2 separate regions of the Homo sapiens genome follow, and region 1 is linked to region 2. Evidence: chromatin contacts called from ENCODE Hi-C or POLR2A ChIA-PET data. All regions are on one chromosome and are shown on one strand. The core of a region is the stretch at or near the end of the contact, and the rest is flanking DNA. Distances in the headings are between cores, read along the strand shown.

Evidence for each region. A loop is a pair of places that touch in the nucleus more often than their neighbours do. ChIA-PET counts read pairs that join two places held with the same protein, here RNA polymerase II (POLR2A). Pooled maps may share reads with other maps.
Region 1: a loop to region 2 is called in a map of PC-3, with 6 times the contacts of the local background. The contact joins two enhancer-like sites. A Hi-C loop is called at or near these places in 1 of 168 maps with a recorded cell type or tissue (PC-3) and 1 of 50 pooled maps. POLR2A ChIA-PET finds 5 or more read pairs at or near these places in 1 of 52 experiments (BJ).

What each region holds. Positions count from the first base shown.
Region 1 is chr14:55,886,540-55,892,061 of GRCh38, reverse strand. No RefSeq gene overlaps it. Among named protein-coding and RNA genes, the nearest start is that of LINC00520, 93 kb to the right of the region's middle. Within about 2 kb of position 2,806, at least 3 of the 41 ENCODE cell types and tissues checked have a DNase peak (open chromatin) inside an H3K27ac peak, as active enhancers do.
Region 2 is chr14:55,828,891-55,834,721 of GRCh38, reverse strand. No RefSeq gene overlaps it. Among named protein-coding and RNA genes, the nearest start is that of LINC00520, 35 kb to the right of the region's middle. RefSeq lists an enhancer at 2,377-2,671. Within about 2 kb of position 2,006, at least 4 of the 41 ENCODE cell types and tissues checked have a DNase peak (open chromatin) inside an H3K27ac peak, as active enhancers do.

The sequences.
Region 1 (5,522 bases), core at 1,557-4,056, 57 kb before region 2:
CCAAATTTCCTCCTCACTTATTCTCCCTTAAATTAACCTAAGAACCTCTTTTTTTTTTTTTTTAGACGGAGTTTTGCTCTTGTCTCCCAGGCTGGAGTGCAATGGCGGGATCTCAGCTTACAGCAACCGCCGCCTCCTGGGAAGAATCTCTTTCTTATGCAGAGAAATTCTGCACCTACCCCCAAATTCACGTGTAGAAACAATTGCTATGCTCAGCAGAACAAGGAGACTCACTCTCCATGGGCAATGACTTCCCTTAGAAGGCAGCTTGGGTTATAAATAACACGTTTGCTTGAGGTTGTTGGTTCTTGTTGTTGTTATACCTAGAAACATATCAGGAATTGAACTGAAATCATTTGTGGACAATCACTTTTAATATTTTAAATTTAATTTCTTTGCATAGGTAGTACATTTTCAAGTTCTAAATTCAAAGAATTCAAAAGCATATACATAATAAGAATTCTCCTTTTGCCCCAGACCTCCAGCAACTGAATTCCTTTCCCAATAGCAACCAATTTCATCAAGTTGTGTACACTCCAGAAATATTTTAGGCATCTATAAATACACTTTCTGAAATTTCATCCTTCATTTTTTTATCATAATGATATGAAAATGGTAACATGTTTTGCCACTGTTTGGCACTTTGCTTCTTTCATTCAACAATAGCTCTTGGTGGTCATTCCATATTTACATGAACAGCCGCTTTATTCTTTGCTATGGTTGTGTATCTAACCAATTCCGTAGGGTGGACATTTATGTTGGTTCCAACCTTCTTCTCTTATAAACTATAGCACAATTAATAATATACCCATTAATCATCTCACATGTGTGTTCACACATAGACATTTAGGTTGATTCCGTATCTTGGCTATTGTGAATAGTGCTGCAATAAATACAGGGGTGCAGATATCACTTTGACATACTGGCTTCATTTCCTTTGAATATACACCCAGTAGTTGTACTGCTGGATGATATGGTAGTTCCATTTTTTTTCTTTTTGAGGAACCCTATATTATTTTCCATAATGGTTGTCCTAATTTATATTCCTACCAACAGTGTGTAAGGGTACCCTTTACTCCACATCCTTGACAATGCTTGTTATCTTTTGTCTTTTTGATGATAGCTATTCTTACTGGAGTGAGGTGACGTTTCACTGTGGTTTTAACTTGCATGTCCAGACCTTCCATGAACTGAGTTCAAGTTCTTTTTGCCCTATCTTCAACCGATCTTCTGCCCACCCTACACTCCAGGTCGACTGATCTCCCAGCTCATCCTCATCCACTCTCAGAGCATTTCTGCTTAAGATGCCTTCCTCAACCTCATTTTTCCACAATCTCTCCTCCAGGAATTCTTCTTCCTGGGCCCCTATCCCTCCAGTATCAGTGTATTCCTTTTCTGGACTCTTCTAGTGTTCTATTTATACCTCGCTATTGGCCTATTCTGCATTGTGATATGTGTATTTATTCATCTAACATTCGACAAGTATTATTTAGGCTCCATGATGTGCCGGGCACTGTGCTAAGTGCTGAGTAGACAGAGGTGACCAAAGCAGTGAGGAGCTCAGTCTGGAGCTCCTCGCAGAGCTCTAACCATCTAGAGGCCTGAATGGAGGCCTAAATCTCCTACCAGGGCAGTGGTTCTTAACGGCAGGTGGTGGTGGCCGTTTTGTCCCCCTGTGGGACATCTGGCAATGTCTGGAGACATTTTTGGTTGTCACAACTGGAAAGGGGTGCATTGCTATATAGTGAGTAGAGGCCAGGGGTGTTACTAAGCATCCTTCAATTCATAGAACCTGCACCCATAACAAAGAATTATCTGGCCAACCTGGACAACATAGTAACACCCCATCTCTACTAAAATTTTTTTAATTAGCCAGACATGGTGGTGCACCCCTGTAGTCCCAGCTACTCAGGAGGCTGAGGTGAGGGGATTGCTTGAGCCCAGGAGGTCGAGGCTTCAGTGAGTCATGATGGTGCTACTGTACTCCAGCCTGGGTGACAGAGCAAGACCCCATCTCAAAAAAAAAAAAAAAAAAGAAAGAAAGAAAAGAAAAAATTATCTGGCTGCAAATGCCAAATGTCAATAGTTGCTGAATGGAGAGACATTGTCCTAGATTTAAAAAATAAATAAAATTAAGTACCTAGGGAGGGGAGTGTGTTTATTGCTTAGTTTAATATTCTCCAAAACCCCCAACACAGTGACTTGATACATAGTAGCTCCTACATATTTTCAGGAATAAAAATGGTACCCTTAGGATATAGGAAAGAGATAAGTTTTAATTAGGAAAAGCAATAAGAAATATTAGTTAATTTCAGAGGGGAGATCATAGTCTAAACTTCTTTGCCATGGGTATGGTAAATTAAGTTAGTATTTTATGCTCCATTGTTATGTTTTCTTCATTATAATATTTATCATATAAATCCACCAACTTACATAACTCATTGGGAAAGCAAGGGATTAATTAGGCAATTTCAAGATGCATAAATACATTAATATTAACAAAATATATATGGTGACTGGGGAACACATTAAGAGACATAAATCAATGATAATATAGCAGAGCAAACTTACCAGCAGAAAGCAGGCTTGCAATGTCTACAAATGTTCTTTTGTATTTAATAATGTGACAGATTCCTGGCACAATCCTCGTATTTGTTATAGGGCTATTAATTTCATCATACGCACCTTGCATGAACTTGCTTTATTGCATTTGTGAGTATAATGGGAAAGGTCATGAGAGGTCACTGCCACGGCAATGACTTGGCATCCACAGCTTTTGAAATGATTCCTGGGCGCACAGCAAAGACAAACCTCTGGCAAGGAATGGCGTTCTGATGTGCTAACAGGATGCCCACAGACATGCATATCAGGTTCAGGCTACCTGGGAGCTCTAGCCAAGCCCAGAGTCTCCTTATATCTGCGGGATTTTCCTCCCAGCTGTCCAAGGAAGACTTTATTCAAAGGTATAAATCCCCAACACTTCAGTCTTAGAATCTTACTGAGAGCTGTAATTGGGCCCTTTTCATTTTACAGAGAGTGAAACTAAGGCAGAAAGAGTTGAGGTGGTTGCCAAAGGCAGACAACTGGCTGATAGATGACCTGGTCTAGAGGCCTCTGAGGCTACTAACATCTCTTTACCTTTTCTGATTTAAAATCAAATAATCTCCCACTATTAAAGAGAGATTACACTTAATATACCCATTGCTAGCAACTGGCTTCTTTATTTCATGTATTATTTGGTTTCAAATGCATTTTACCGTTGAAAGAGGCTTTGTATACCTTTAACCAAACATGGATATGTTAATTTACGCATTTGTCAATGTCTGGTGGTTGATGTCTGTGGAGCAGCCAGTGTCTAATCAAGAAAATGGAAAATATTCCAGATATTTCAGAGGGCATTTCATACAGGTAAATGGTTCATGGGGTGTTGGAGGGATTGGGGAGCACAAAAATCCAAACTGCAAAATTGCTCAAAGATAAGTAACTGTGGAAAGGGCTTAGAAGAGCAAGGGGGACATGATGTCCTGGCTCATGTCCACTGCACTCTCCTGGCTGCCACAGTAGGAATCACCTGGCTGCTGAGGAGGAACCCAGGAGAGGCGCTTGCTGCCCACTGATGCTGCTTCCATTGCTGCTACTGCTGCCTGGAGCTGATAGTCTCCCATCACTACCTCCCATTGGCAGAATCTAGTAAGCCAGCTGGCTAAGAAGTCTGAGAGGCATAGTTTCAGGCTTTTCCTGTCCCAGAAGTAGAAAGGTGGGTAAAAAAAGGCTAAGTATGAAGTTGAGTGACCACTCTTCCATTGAAAATTCTGTGCATGTCTCATGTAAGAACAAACTGCACGTGTATTTTTAAAACGTGCCCATTGTTGCTCCCATGTCATCCAGTCTTCATCATCTTTTATTCCTATTTTTTCTCTTTCCTTCCTTCTTCATATATTCTGGGCTAAGCAATGCATTTGGCATTGGGAATGCCAAGTGAACCAGACAGTGTTCCTGCTCCATGAGAGTTATAATTTATGCCAATGGTAAGACAAACCTTTTGAGCTCTTCCAAATTTTTTTCTTGTTTTCATTTTTGTTTTTACTTTTCCCATTTCTAACTTTCCCAGGATAGTAATTCCCTTATTTAAATGACATACAGATGCTGCTTAATATTCATGAATTAGAGAGCTGTTTACACTCCTACGGTAAACATAAATCATTTGTCTAATAGGATGCAATTTCAAGATTAAGAGAGGATACTAGTTAACGAGTGTGTGTGAATTTTATCGTCTTATTCTTCATAGCTGAGACTCAGTCAAGGCTTTCTGTATGTTTATTGTAATCAGCCTAAGGGATATTAATAAATAATATTTTTCAAGACAAAAAAGATGAAAACATAGTTTGTATATATGGATCTCTCTCTCCCTCTCTCTCTCTCTCTCTCTCTCTCTCTCTCTCTCTCTATATATATATATATATATATATATATTTTTTTTTTTTTTTTTTTTTTTTTGAGACAGAGTTTTGCTCTCGTTGCCCAGGCTAGAGTGCAATGGCACAATCTCAGCTCAACGCAACCTCTACCTCTCATGTTCAAGCAATTTTCCTGCCTCAGCCTCCTGAATAGCTGGGATTACAGGCATGCACCACCATGCCTGGCTAATTTTGTATTTTTAGTAGAGATGGGGTTTCTCCATGTTGGTCAGGCTGGTCTCGAACTCCCAACCTCAGGTGATCCACCCATCTCAGCCTCCCAAAGTGCTGGGATTACAGGTGTCAGCCACCGTGCCTGGCAGGATCTATATTTCTCATAGAGCTTCTCTGCAAAATGCATAAAAACCAGTTTGTTCACTCATTGAGCTAAATGTATTGATGGTTACCAGTGTATCCAGTGCTTGGTGCTAAGTATACAGACGAACATAAGAAAGAAACCCTGTTCTCCAGAACTTGCCACCTACTGGAGTCAATTAACAGTGACAGCCTGGGGTACAGAATGCCTAATGAAGGGGTAAGAACACACAGAGAGAGGGTGCCCACGTCAGCCGGAGGACTCAGGGAAGGTTTCCAAGAGAAGGAAGGATTTCAATGAATTTGAAGGTGGGTACAAATCAAGTGAATAAGGGAGAGGAGGAGAAGGCCTTTCAACCCCAGGGCACATTGCACAAGAAAGGTCATGAGATAGGTATTAAGGAAGGTGCAAGGATGACTTCTATCAAGCGTGAAATGAGATGACACTGTGGTTGTTAGCAGGAGTTGGGCTTTGGAAGTTTTAAACTAATGTGCAAAGGGCTTTATTCCTAAGGAGGTGGTGAGCCACCTACCAGCTTTGGAGGGGAGAATAAGATCATTCTGGGAGCAGCATGGAGGATGGATTGAAAGGAATCAAGACTGAGACAGAGGGAACAGTTGGAAGACATTGTGGTCCCTAGATGAGAAATGACAAGGACAGAAATTGTGAAGCTGGAGGGGGAGATGAAGAGCAGAAGGCAGAGCCAAGAAATATACAAGCTAGAGAGTCAATAACATAGAGTGAGAAGA
Region 2 (5,831 bases), core at 757-3,256:
CCAAGGAGGCAGTTGTGGAAACCCTGATATATAACTGGTAGGTCAAGAGACTAGATGACAAGCTGTCAGAGGTGTCTGAATCAGAGCAAGTCCATCTTGAATAGGAGCTGTGTAAAATGAGGCTGAAACCTACTGGGCTGCATTCTCAGATGGTTAAAAGATAGGAAAAACCAAAACGTCCTACTCTCACACACCACTCAACACAATACTTTTGATACGACATGTGTGAGATTTTTCCACAAACACCAACCAATTCAGCAGACACCAGCTGGGTGTCATCTAATTCAGTTCAAACCTGGCACTATCTATCTATCTGGAGTAGCAGGTTGAGGGATCCACCCCACAAGACTGCCCTGCACTTCAAATGCCACTTATAAGTAATAGCTTTGTTACAGGAAAGGAGTCCTAATTCAGACTCCAAGAGGGTTCTTGGATCTTGTGCAAGAAAGAATTCAGGGCAAGTCCACAGAGTAAAGTGAAAGCAAGTTTATTAAGAAAGTAGAAGAATAAAAGAATGGCTACTCCATAGACAAGCCCTGAGGACTACTGTTTGCCCATTTTTAGGGTTATTTCTTGATTATATGCTAAAAAACACATGGATTATTCATGGGTCCACTTTTTAGAACATATAGGGTAACTTCCTGACGTTGCTATGGCATTTGTAAACTGTCATGGAGCTGGTGGGAGTATAGTCATTAGGACAACCAGAGGTCAGTCTCGTCATCTTGGTTTGGGTGGGTTTTGGCTGGCTTTTTTACTGCAACTTGTTTTATCAGCAAGGTCTTTATGACTTGTATCTTGTGCTGACATCCTGTCTCACCCTGTGATTTAGAATGCCTCAACCATCTGAGAATGCAGCCAAGTAAGTCTCAGCCTCATTTTACCAAGCGCCTAGTGGGGTTTCTATAAATATTGGCTAAATTAGTTATAGTTAATGCCTACATAGTCCTTATTATATATCAGGCTCTATTTAAGAGCTTTATGTATATTAGCTCATTTAATCCACAGACCAATCCTATGAGGTGAGAACTAATATTATTCCAATTTTATGGATGAGGAAATTACGTGAAGAAGACATGCCCAAGATCATACAGCTATTAAGTAATGGAGGTAAAATTCACATCCAAAATTCTGAATTAGAGTCCATGACATTAGCCATGATGGATGGATGGATGGATGGATGGATGGATGGATGGATGGATGGATGGATTTTGGTTCTCCTTGGCAACTTACTTCATAATTTTTCTATGAAACCACATTACAACTGAGTGTTTTGTGCCACAGGTATCTCATAAATACATAGAACTCCACAATCAGTCTCTCTTCTAATGCAGAAATAGCTCTTTGGAAGGCAAAGTTTCCTCCCATGTGAAATGAATTTAATTTTCCAGGTATCAGTAAGCAACTGATTTTTTTCTTACTCTATAAGAATCCCTTGATTTTAAAAGAGTAGCATTTTATTGCCAGAGAAGAATGACTTTTTTATGATGTAACCATGTCATTAGCCAAGCATGAGGGGCAGTTTCAACCCTCATTTTAAAAATAGTATCGTCCTAATAGTAGTACATTAACAAGAGCAGGCTCAGTCTGGGGCAGCCTATTCTGTTTCTTGCTATTCTTTAACTTTCCTTTCTTTCCCACTTCCTTCCTTTCTTCCTCCCTTTCTTCCTTCTGGAGGTAATACCCTCTGAAGGAACATCAAATTAGAGTTCAGATAATGTGGCTATTTTTTATGAGAAACCAATTACATTCAGTACAAACGCCTTTTACTTTGACAAAGTTCTTTGTATTTTAAAGTACTGCTTTCCTGTATATTATCTCACTTGATTCTAGCAAAAAAAAAAAAAATCCCCTTAAATAAAACAAAATACATCATTATTTTGCAGATTAGAAGACTAGAGTTGCCATTCTATACCTTTCACCAAATTGTAATACCAGTTTGTTTAGAGATAGGATTATTTATTTGATTCATTCAACAAATATTTATTCAGAATGTACTGTGTGCTGAACACTGTTCTAGGTGCTTGGGATATACCAGTGGGCAAACAAAGATTTCTGAGGCTGAGGAGCTTAATTCCAGAAGGAGAGATGCAAAATAAACATAATATAGTATATAGTATGAAGTATATAGTTAGAAAATGATAGAGGACGTGGAAAAGCCCAGAGAAAGTGGGACAGGATGTGCAGTGATGAACATGTTGCAGGGACAAATGGGTGGTCAGGAAAGACCTCACTGAGATGGTGGCTTTTGATAAAGACTGGAAGAGAAGGAGGAAGCAATGAGAGCCAAGCTGTTACCTGAGGAAGACAGTTCCAGGCAGAAGAGCAGCTTGGATCGGAACACTACCTTCCAGACACCTGGTACAAAGCCTTTGGCACCTCACCCAATGAACCTGATATGGGGAGGGGCAATGGAACAAATGGGCTTTTTACATAAAGTCTACTAGGAAAACATAACCCAGGCCTCCTAGCTGTAATAACGCAAACACACTCTATGGAAATGCCTATGATTCATTAGTAAATGTTTAACAATCAGCATTCCAGAGAGACCTGTAATGTATGTCAATTTGGGTGGTGTACTTTCACTATGGCCAATTTCAAGTTATCAAAATGACATTACTGAACTTGGAGTTGGAGCTGGCTTCAACATGCTGATCCTTACCCTCTTCTAGGGAAAAAATTTCCAAAACCTACCCCCAGAATTCCAGAATTTCTTACCATCTATCCCTTATTTATTATTTCTTTATTCTGAGATGGGGCCTTTTTCCCCCACCTTCATACTGTTACTGGAAAGAGGTCCCAATCCAGACCCCAAGAGAGGGTTCTTGAATCTCATGCAACAAAGAATTCAGGTTGAATCCATACAGTAAAGTGAGAGTTAGTTTATGAGGAAAGTAAAGGAATAAAAGAATGGATACTCCATGGAGCAGCCCTGAGGGCTGCTGATTGGCTATTTTTATGCTTTTTCCTTGATTATATGTCAAACAAGGAGTGGATTATTCATGAGTTTTCTGGGAAAAGGTTGGGCAAATCCCAGAACTGAGGATTACTCCCCTTTTTAGACCATATAGGGTCAATTCCTGACGTTGCCATGGCATTTGTAAACTGTCATGGCACTGGTGGGAGTGTCTTTTAGCATGCTAAGGCATTGTAATTAGCATATAATGATCAAAGAGGATGACCAGAGGTCACTTTCATCACCATCTTGGTTTTGGTGGATTTTGGCCGACTTCTTTACCCCACTCTGTTTCATCAGCAAGGTCTTTGAGACCTGTACCTTGTGCCAATATCCTATCTCATCCTGTGACAGAATGCCCAACCTCCTGGGAATGCAGCCCAGTAGGTCTCAGACTCATTTTACCCCTATTCAGGATGCAATCACTCTGGTTCAAATGTCTCTGACAATACCCCAGCACCGAAAGTCAAATCAGGAATTTGTCTTTTCCTTTATGTTCTACAGGAAAATTTATGGAGAAAGGCCTGAATAGAGAAAGAAAAATCCAGAGAGACAGAGATGCAAATGGAGGAGTCAAAGACAAATGTTGAGATGAGGGGAAAGGAAAACTTAGCCCCTAACACACAGTCCAGCTGGGTGAAATATTAAAACTTATGTGAATTAGAATTCTATGAACTCCAGCACCAGGGGGAAAAAAGGGAGAAAAAAAGAAAATGTACTGAAAGCATGTGCTTTTTACTTGAGAAAATGATGTGAATCTATCCAAAATACAAATTTGAGTGCAGCTGTCCATCCTGTTTGTTTTACAAAAAAAAAATACATAAATAAAAATAAATAAATAAGTCTTACAAAGGATTTGGGATGGAGTTAGGAAAGTAGGATAGTCAGGCCTGAGTTTAAAACTAGGTGTGCAGAGCTGTCTTAATCATAGCTTTTAATAGTAACAATAGTAACCACATGAAGCCACCTGCTTGCCTTGGTTTATTTAGCAAAATTAACCAGGACAAAGAATGAAATTAAAGGTCCAATTAAAACAGGCCAGAGGATTTTGAGTGTCCACATCTCACCAACCAAAGAAGTTCTAAGTGTGATGAACAAAGGTGCCAGGTAGAGAAAGCTCAGAAATGGCATGCTCTGCCATTCCACCCATGGCAAGGGGACTCTGCAATAAGCCCACATCCTTTGGCTAGAATGTCTCAATCCATTTAGTGGAATGATTCCTTTGAGTTTCATTCAAATTTGTAATCCACTGGGCAACACTGAATTGAATCTATGTTGGAAGGCTGTTGTGGAATAAAGCCATTAAAACTATTCTTAAGTCTTTATCTCTGAAATTCCTTTCCAATTTGCTTCAAATAATACCAACTCTGCCTAGCCTTCTGGATGCAATACTCAAGGTGTTCTTTCTCTGTGCACTTAGTAGAGGGGAGAGACCAGGGAGATCCCACAAATATTTTAGAGGCTTTTTTCCAAAGAGGCACCGATCTTCTTTATCTCTTGTATGAAATATTTTCTACCTATCTCACCGAGTTCCTATGAAAACTGAGCTTTAAGTAAAACTGAAAGCACCATGAGCCTTTGAATCAGAGGTTTTGATAACTATTATTATTATTTGCTATCACAAGAGACATCCACTGTTTTGTCTTCTGAGAAATGTACCTTTCGCTAAGCTCCAAACATGATTTTAAAGAGAGCAGCGGTCATTTTATAGAACATGCCTCCCTGGCCACAGTGATTGTTCTAGAGGTATCATGTGACTCAAGCAGGAACAATCATGGCAGCCTACCCCGTGGGCTATGATGAAAAGAATATAAGCTTTGGAGGAAATATACATTGAAAAGTCTTTAGAAATAAAAGAAGTCTCAGCTGCACAGGATGTTCTGTCTGGAACCAGCCAGATTTGCATTCTAGTTCAAATATATAGAATATTTCTTGTACACAACTCCTAATCTTCCCTGCCTCACCTCTTATCCATCCTCAGTGACCAGTTCTGTCTAGGTTTTGACCAGCTCAAGCAGGCATGACCTGATAGCACCTCTCCTCTACAAGCTTTTCATGTCCCACCCTGGGACTAGCCAGGAAGGATGGATTCAGATAAGAGCAACCCAGAAGCGCAGGGGAATTAACACTTTGCAGAGCAACACTTGACCATAGGGCAAATAAACCAACAGATAGATGTTCCCTTTTTTCTTTCCCCAGATGGACAGTTCTGAGAGGTATTTCAGATAGTCCTGTGAGATAGAGCACGCAGGTTCTATCTGGCTCAGAGTGGCCAATTATAGCTCTGTGACCTGAGCAAGTTACTTTCAAAGGGTATACTATCACTTTCCTTGAAGGTCTACTTCAAGCCACCTTCCTGACACCATGGTTACCTATTGTAAATATCAGCTGTGACCCTTTATAACCCACTCTACTGACAATCAAAAAATACATCCTTCTCTCCAATTCTTCTTTATAATCTATCAGAATCCCTAACAGTCCATCCGCATTTTAATTACAGTTACCTCAAACTTTAATAAAGATCATGATCATTCATACTTTGTCTTTCTCTTTTCCACATAATTTCTGCTTTTTTCTTCCCTCATAGCGCTTACCTTCTAACCTCTGTGTCACCACGATCAGTGAAATCTCTCCAAATTCTTCACACTCTTCTAAGAAGGCAAGATGGTGTTTTGTGAAAGAGCAGAAAAAGCTCTGGACAAAGAATCAGGATTCCTGGGTTCCAGGTCCTACTTGCCAGTGATGGCCTCAGGGGCCTACGGCAAGAGCCGCCTCCTCTCAGTTCAGTGTCTTCAAACATAAAGAGATGCCCAGCAAGGTCATTTCCAAAGCTCCTTCTTGTCCTAACTTACAGTGTCTAAGCCAAATGTTATAG